Regions from separate parts of the Homo sapiens genome. Here region 2 is linked to region 1. Evidence: read pairs that join two places in POLR2A ChIA-PET (ENCODE). Cell type or tissue: PC-3. All regions are shown on one strand. Links, peaks and the distances in the headings refer to the core of each region. The heading gives the core; the rest is flanking DNA.

What was found. Peaks named below come from ENCODE experiments on the same cell type or tissue, not always from the same donor. Only the 100,000 strongest peaks of a DNase experiment are listed, where the experiment ranks them.
Region 2: POLR2A ChIA-PET joins it to region 1 with 5 read pairs; 2 of 35 experiments call an interaction of 5 or more read pairs at or near these places.

What each region holds. Positions count from the first base shown.
Region 1 is chr5:96,571,416-96,575,738 of GRCh38, forward strand. The region is part of intron 4 of LOC101929710 (a long non-coding RNA gene); the gene reads left to right. It also overlaps a transcript of CAST not described here. Among named protein-coding and RNA genes, the nearest start is that of CAST, 89 kb to the right of the region's middle. In PC-3, for the core only: no CTCF peak of the experiment used is centred there; a DNase peak (open chromatin) is centred at 1,656; H3K27ac peaks cover 1,276 bases.
Region 2 is chr5:96,479,193-96,483,515 of GRCh38, forward strand. All of the region lies in intron 4 of LOC101929710 (a long non-coding RNA gene), which reads left to right. It also overlaps a transcript of CAST not described here and the pseudogene LOC102724070. Among named protein-coding and RNA genes, the nearest start is that of PCSK1, 48 kb to the left of the region's middle. In PC-3, for the core only: no CTCF peak of the experiment used is centred there; no DNase peak of the experiment used is centred there.

The DNA of each region.
Region 1 (4,323 bases), core at 63-4,062:
TAGTATAACAATACTATTAATTTTCAAAATATTTCATAGTTATTGATGGGGCTTGTGGCAGAATTGAGTTATAAAGAAACACATGTGTTCTGATCTAGGTCCATTCCTCTAAAGATGATCATAGTTACACAGTTAACTGAACCGACCATTGAATGGAGCTAGCATGCTTGATAGGTTTTCTGTTATCAACAATCATTCCAGGAAGCAAAGGGGAAAAGAATCACAAATTTCCAGTAGATTGCTCTCTCACATCTGTCAGGTCTCCATTCATTTGTGATCTCTCTAGAGGGGGTTTTTGACCAAAAATAGCATCTTGTGCCACCTTCTATATCCCTACCCTGTTTTACTTTCCTTTGTAGCTCTTATCACTCTGTCATTATAACGCATGCTTATCCACTTACTTATTGCCTGCCTCCCCAAATGGAATGTGAGTTACATTAGGGTTGGGACTTTACTGATGCACCCTAAAACAGTTTCTAACATATACAAAGTGCTCAATGTGTATCATTAAATATATTGATGTTGAGTGAATAAATAAATTGTCCAATGAAATTAATAGAATGAATGAATGGACACATATAATATGCCAGCAATGGTGGATAAATGGTTTACAAATAATAAACATTTAAATCAAGTTCAACCCTGTCAGGGAAGTGTTGCTTTCATCTGATTGACAGATGTAGAAAATGAGACTCAGAGAGGTAAAATAATTTGCCCAAAATATATGCACACAATAGGTTGCAGAACTAGGATTTGAACGTGGCTCTTTCCGATGACACAATTTGTGCTATTTTTTTTTTTTTGAGATGGAGTCTCACTGTGTCTCCCAGGCTGGAGTGCAGTGGCACGATCTCGGCTGACTGCAACCTCTGCCTCCTGGGTTCGAGCAATTCTCCTACTTCAGCCTCCCGAGTAGCTGGGATTACAGGCACACACCACCACACCCAGCTAATTTTTGTATTTTTGGTAGAGACGGGGTTTCGCCATGTTGGCCAGGCTGGTCTCGAACTCCTGACCTCAGGTGATCTGCCCACCTCGGCCTCCCAAAGTGCTGAGATTACAGGTGTGAGCCACTGCACCCTGTCCCAACTTGTGCTATTTTTATAACACTTCACTTTGTGCAAAAGCTATAGGTCAGGCTAGTTTAATATCCTTCAAAACTATAATGCTAAAGAGAGTACTTAAAGGAAATGATTTAATGACGCTTTAGTGTTGGACTTGGTATCTCCTGGCCTTTTCTTCCATCTCCTACCTCCTCCCAATTACATCTGACTTGGGCATCAAAACAAGACTCGCCTGGGTCCCTGGGCTGAAAAATAAAGCTTGCTTGTGCTGGTCTCTACACCTTGGGCAGGCTTTCTCTTTCCTCAGGCATGTGAGGAAAGCAGAACAGCCACAAGTCTATCAGAGCTGAGGGAGCTAGCTGTGTGTTTGTCTACCAAGTGTTGGCAGTCCTGGGAAGTATGGATGCACAGCATCATGCACAACCTGGTGGGACTCAGTAAGACAAAAGGAAGGAAGGTTAAGTGAGTAACAAGTGTGTTCACAACAAGATAGAAGTAAACCAGGCAGGGAGTCCAGTGTTGACAGGAAGAAGTTACTCGATGACTAATTGGAGAGAAGGACAAAGCTATGATACTGAAGGACAAGAAGGAGCAATGCATGATGTAAGTAACTGTGTGGTTGCTGAGTCTACCCCATAAGGTAGTTGTTTACCTTTTATGGTTTATGTTCTTGGATTGTGCACTGGGTTTGATGACTCAACTGGGTAAGGGCCAGATGGTTTTCTAATGTATCTTTTGTCTCCAGAAGGACAGAAATTTGAGCTTTAAGGCATCTTGAGTTACCTTGAAATGTAATTTTTTCTTGTTTTTTTTGTTTTATTTTTTATGCTTTGTTATTGAGGCATAATTTACATTAAACGACATGCACAAGCCAGACATGGTGGCTCACACCTGTAATCCCAACACTTTGGGAGGCTGAGGCAGGAGGATTGCTTGAGTTCAGGAGTTCGAGACCAGCCTGAACAACATAGTAAGACCTCGTCTCTACAAAATAAATAAAAAAATAAATGATTAGCTAGTGTGATCGTGCATGCCTGTAGTCCCAGACACTTAGGAGGCTAAAGTAGAAGAATGGCTTGAGCCCAAGGAGATCAAGGCTGCAGTGAGCTATGATCATGCCATTGCACTCTAGCCTGGGTGGCAGAGCAACACCCTGTCTCAAAAAAAAAATGACATGCACAGATCATAAATGCACAGTTTGGTGAATGCTGACATAGGCATATCCATATAACTCACACTGCAAACAAGATAGAGAATATTTACATAAATTTAAACAGTTCCCTTGTGCCCCTTCTCAGACAATCCAACTTTCTCAAACAACCACTCTTCTGATTTCCTCATGAGGGATGATTTTTGCCTGTTTTAGAACATCATATAAATGGAATCATATAGTATATTCTTTGTTTCTGGCCTGTTTTGATTATTATAATGTTTTTGAGATCTTCTATGATTTGTCTTCAGTATTTGATTCATTTTTATTGCTACGTAGTATTCCATTGGAAATACACCAAATTTGTTATCCAAACATCACACATTTGCCCACTTTCTTTTTTTTTTTTTTTTTTTTTTTTTTTTTTTTTTTTTTTTTTGAGACGGAGTCTCGCTCTGTCGCCCAGGCCGGACTGCGGACTGCAGTGGCGCAATCTCGGCTCACTGCAAGCTCCGCTTCCCGGGTTCACGCCATTCTCCTGCCTCAGCCTCCCCAGTAGCTGGGACTACAGGCGCCCGCCACCGCGCCCGGCTAATTTTTTGTATTTTTAGTAGAGACGGGGTTTCACCTTGTTAGCCAGGATGGTCTCGATCTCCTGACCTCATGATCCACCCGCCTCGGCCTCCCAAAGTGCTGGGATTACAGGCGTGAGCCACCGCGCCCGGCCTCATTTGCCCACTTTCTAATTGGATTGATTCATTTTGTTCTGTTGGGTTTTGATAGCTTTTTTGTGTATCTTAGGTACTAGTCATTTATTGAACATACGGTCTGCTAATCTTTTCTCCATTGTGTAGCTTGTCTTTCATCTTTTTTCAACATGGGCTTTCACATAGCAATCGTTTTTATTTTGATGAAGTTCAATGCATCAATTTTTCCTTTTATGGATTGTATTTCATGCATGGAGTCTAAGAACTCTTTGCCTAGCCCTAATTCTCAAATTTTCCTTGTGTTTTCCTAAAAGTTTTGTAATTTTACATTTTACATTTATGTTTACAATCCATTTTTGGTTAATTTTTCTTTGAGGCATGAAGTTTTCTTGCCTATGTTCATCTTTTTGGATATGGATGTCCAATTGCTCCAGGATTTGTCAAAAAGACTGCTATCCTCCCACCATTAAATTGTTTTTGTACCTGTGCACCATACGAAACAGCACATTCCTATGGGTTTATTTCTGGGTTCTCTATTATGCTTCATTGTTACATGTGTCTATCTCTCTGCCCATGCCATTCCAAATAAACCATAGAATTGGTTTGTATATTTAATTAATTAATTAATTAATAGTGAAAGAAATTGCATTAAACCTATAGATCAATTTGGAAAGAATTGAAATCTTTGTTGGGTCTTCTAATCTAGCTATGTGATATGTCTCTCCATTTATTTAGTTTTTAAAAGATTTAATCTGCATTTTATAATTTTCAAGATATAGATCCTATAAAATATTTTGTCAAATGTATATTTAAATATTTTAATTTTTGGAGGAATTGCAATGGTATTGTATTTTTTCATTTCAGTTTCACATGTTATTGTTAGTATATAAAAATGAGATTTATTTGTGTGTGTTGATCTTGTATGGAGTCATTGCTGAATTCACATTAATTCTAGAAGTACTTTTTGGTACATTTCTTGAAATTTCTACATAAACAACCATATCCTCTGCAAACAGAAATAATTTTATTCTTTTTCAATCTTTAGAATTTTATTTCTTTTTCTCAACTTATTGCAATGACTAGGACCTCTAGTACTATGTTGAGTAAGAATGGACAGAATGAACATCCTTGCCTTGTTACCGATCTTGGGGGAAAAGCGTTTAGTCCTTTTCTATTAAGTATGATGTCAGCTGTAAGATTTTTGTAGATGCTATCTATCAAAATGTGGTAATTCTCCTCTATACTAACTGGAAATTTTTATTATGAATGAGCATTGGATTTTTTCAAATGCTTTTACAATTTTTGTTTTTTGTTTTTTTTTTTTAAGACGGAGTCTCACTCTGTCACCCAGGCTGGAGTGCAGTGGCACAATCACTGCTCACTTTAGCCTCACTCTTCTGGG
Region 2 (4,323 bases), core at 222-4,221, 92 kb before region 1:
TCTCTGTCAAGTCCACTGAAAGCTCAGAGTTCAATGTTGACACAAGAACTCATATCACTGGTAGCTGCTTCTGGATCTGATTATCTAATGTAATTAGTGGACAATCAACTTTTTGACACTAGCTCAACAGAGCTCCTTGAAAGTAGAAACATGCATAGTGAGGATGTTTGGAATAAAGTTGCTGTGAAGTTAGACTTTGAAATATACTCAATCATTCAAAAAATATCTAGTGAGTAACTACCATTGGCCAGGCACTCCTTATTTTTTTTTTTTTTTGAGATGGAGTCTTGCTATGTTGCCAGTCTGGAGTGCGGTGGCTCAATCTCAGCTCACTGCAACCTCTGCCTCCCAGGTTCAAGCGATTCTCCTGCCTCAACCTCCCCAGTAGCTGGGAGTATAGGCATGCACCACCATGCCCAGCTAATTTTTGTGTTTTGAGTAGGGACGGGGTTTCACCATGTTCACCAGGATTGTCTTTATCTCTTGGCCTCGCGATCTGCCCTCCTTGGCCTCCCAAAGTGCTGGGATTACAGGTGTGAGCCATGGCACCCGGCTGGCACTCTTAAAGAGTAGATAATGTCCCTTGCCTCCATGGGCCTTACAGTCTATGGAGTGAGGTGGGAATTGTAGTAAATTATAGGAAGAAAAATACAGCTGAGGCCTAAAGAAGAGTAATATTTTAACAGGCAAAGGAGGGTGGCAAGAGCACTCCAGGCAGCAGGAGCAGCACACGAAGATCCTCTAAGTTGAGGGAAAGCTGAGCCCTTTGGCAGATCTGTGGGGAGAGGGGATTCTGGGTTTATCAAGAAAAGAAGCTGGAAAATTAAGAAGAGACCAGAACAAGTAGGCAATTTTAAGTCATGTTACAGAATTTGCATTTAATCCTAAGAGCTTTGGAAAAACATTAACCATTTCGGTGGGGAAAATAAAATGATCAAATTTACAGTAAAGAAAGATGATTCTATCTGTAGGACGGAGCATAACTGTAGGGAAATAAGGCAGGTTGGAACAATTAGCATGCTATTGGGGAGGTTCAGGCAGGGAAATTTGGTGTTCAGGAATATGGTAGTAAAATGGGAACAGGAAGAGTAGAATTGAATACAGAAAATAAGTACAATGTAGAGGCATTCAGAGGAATAGTAGTAATCTGTTTTGAATTATTATGAATAAGGAACATAGGGTGTGTTTGGATGACTGGCTTGGGAAAGACAGGATGTACTCGATTCTAGACAGATTGATTTTATAGTCCCTGCCATATATTGAAGTAGATATGTCTTGTAGACCATTGTCTCAATGGGTCTGCTCCTTCCATGAATAGGCTAAACTGGAGATAGAGAAAGGAAAATTACTGACACTTAATAGAAACTGAGGTTATGGGGATGAATGACATCACCAGGGAAAGTGAGATATGGCCTAGAAATGAACTCTGAGCAAGAATTACATGTAAGAAACTAGCAGAGGACAAGAATTCCATCCAGAAGACAAAGAAAGAGTGGTTTAAAAGGTTGGAGGAAACCCAGATATTGTGGTACCATAGAAACGAAAAGAATAAAGTGCTTTAGGAAGAACAGGGTGGTCTATACTGTTAAGTTTTACAGAGAAGCAACCAGTGACCTTTTGAAGCAGTTTCAGTGAAATGGAACAGGCATAAGCCAAATTAGGGAGAGAATGGATTAGAGAGGATGGTGAGCAAATGGAGATAGCAGGAATAATTCAAGTATTTTGGACATAAAGGTGAAGAAAGAACTAGGGCAGTAGTTATGGAAGGGACAGGTTATAGAGCACAGATAGCCAACCAAAGAACAAGATTGTCACTGAAGCTAAAGTTATTGAAGCTAATGGATACATTTCACACTCTTCTCAGGAGACAGGCTTACAGCTAAATTGGCATGTGGAGAGAAAAGCTCTCAATCAAAGTTTTTTTTTTTTTTAAAGGAGCTCCTCATTAGAAGAAATAATCACTAACACTCACTCATCATAGCATTGTCCTGTGTCCACACAGTCTTGATGTCCATTTCTCATGTGTCACACTGCACAGCTGCTTCTGTCTTTGCATACTGACTGTGAATCTACTAAAAAAAACACCCCACAAATAACCATGTCACAGGTAGCTCTTGAGATAAGAGCCTTCTTTTAGATCCTTTAAACACAGTTTTGGTATTTTCTAGCATTTTAAATAAATATGTTGATATCTAATTTGTAACACAAGAAAGCTAATTTTAAAATTCATTATTGCCTACCCACTCTAAGAGACAATTTGAGCTGAATCATTGAAAAGCTGGATTGTTGCTTGCTTGTGGCCCAATAAGAAACAGATGTATCCTAAGTGAGAATGTATTCATTTACAAAGCAAGCCATGTTTCAGTCTAGTCATAGCCATAACACTTCAGGAACTATCTTTAACATGATCTCTCCCTGGGAGCAAAGCATCTTTTCTCATGAGAAAATCTGTATAAGACATTTGGTTTCAAAAGGGACTCAAACAACTTTCTCATCTGGAGAACACATGAAAAGGGAAATAAGTGGGAAAATGCTTTTGAAAACTTCCAATAAAGACATATATCTTCTTGTAGTCACAGAAAAGATTAAGTTGGTGGTGTTTAGTAACTAATGGCAAGACCCTATTGTTTAAAAAAGTTGCTTACTCATGCCTGCAGGGGAAGTAATAAAGTATTATACCAATAAAAAGTAATAATCACAATCACTGTGGATCTATAAAACATTATTAAATATCCCTTGACAACTTAAAAAAACTCTAAGTAATTATGAAGCCTCGTTTTAAATTAAAACCTGGCCTTGGTGCCCCACATCACTCTTACATGAGCATGGTAATGAAGGAGATTTATGATGCCTTGGTGTATATTGCTGCAGAGTTAGCTGGCTGGCCACCCTTATGATATAATCTCTTTTCTCTGCAATTTAATTAAAACAGTGAAAGATCTGACCTTTGCTGAAGATTTTCTTATCCATAGCACTAAAAATATCCCCTGGAAGCAATCTGTCAATATGATCTTTCAAACACAATCCTGCTCATACTGGGGAAGAAGAAAAAGACAATGAGAAATACCAGCATCCAAAAGGTTAGCACAGGTTAGTACATGGTTAGTTGCCATGAAACTGAAGTCAGAAGGCTGCCTATAAAAAGGGTAAAAAATGAATTTAAGCCACCTAATTATGTGAAGCAATGAATGAAAATTCCCCATCTAGTATCCAGCTTATAATAAGGATACAATAATGAAAATTGTCTCTTATTCCTCCAGGTCTCTTAGAGGAATTATCCTGATGTCTATTATGCTTTGTATGGCGCTTATAGGCATTAGTGCCTTGATATATAGATACCCATGGGAGTCTTACCTGTTCTCATAACCCCCAGAATTCTATGCATTCTGTAGTAAAATATTTTGCAATGAAGAAAAAAACTCCTCTTTATTGATGATAACAGATCACTACCAACTCTGATCTGGTGATTGTCATGTTCCTGTCTGGTCATAGGATAACTGTCATTTATCTTCATGGCTGTGGTGAGAGAGGAAAGTTCCTCCTTTTCACTGTGTGAACGTGGCCTTCCATTCTGAACTACAATCTGATGGATGAAGAATTGAAGTGCTAGAGAGAAGTAGAGTATAACCCAAGGAAAAATGGAGCCCATGACGGGGAAAAAATCCTGTTAAACATTCACTAGGAAATGGTTAAAGGTCCAAATTTGAGGTCAGACAGACATGGGTTCAATTCCTTCACCATCCTAGTCACTATTCCTTGGAAAATACATCAATCACTTCTGAGCTCTTGGCTCAGCCTACAAAATAATAGTGTTACTTATTTTGTAAACATGTCAAGATAATAAGTTTTCTATATTATACATTTTATCATTTCATGTTTAATAACAAGTAGAAGAAAATATCAATGGTCAGCAAAAGAAAAAACAACACTAAAGAAAATATGGGCCAAGCTAGTAAGTCATAAATTTCCATTGAAATGTAAATGTAAGTTAGAGTCTATGAACCTCAGGTGTGGGCAAAGGCTATGAGAAACTGTGTTGTATTAATCCTTTTATCTAGAGATGATAGTCAAAATCTTTAACAACCAGTATGGAACAAACATCAACAAATAAGAACGGGTGCTGACCATAGACAAGTAAAATAGCTGTGCCCATGTATACTGGATGTGTATCGGTCATGCACTTTTCCATGCCTAACACTGCACTTTGTACCTAGTAAGTTCTCAATTAATATCTACTAGAGTAAATTCACACTGTATTAACCTGGCCATCTCACAAAAGTGAGGTTAATTCAAAAAACACTAAATTAATAATGATTTAGATTT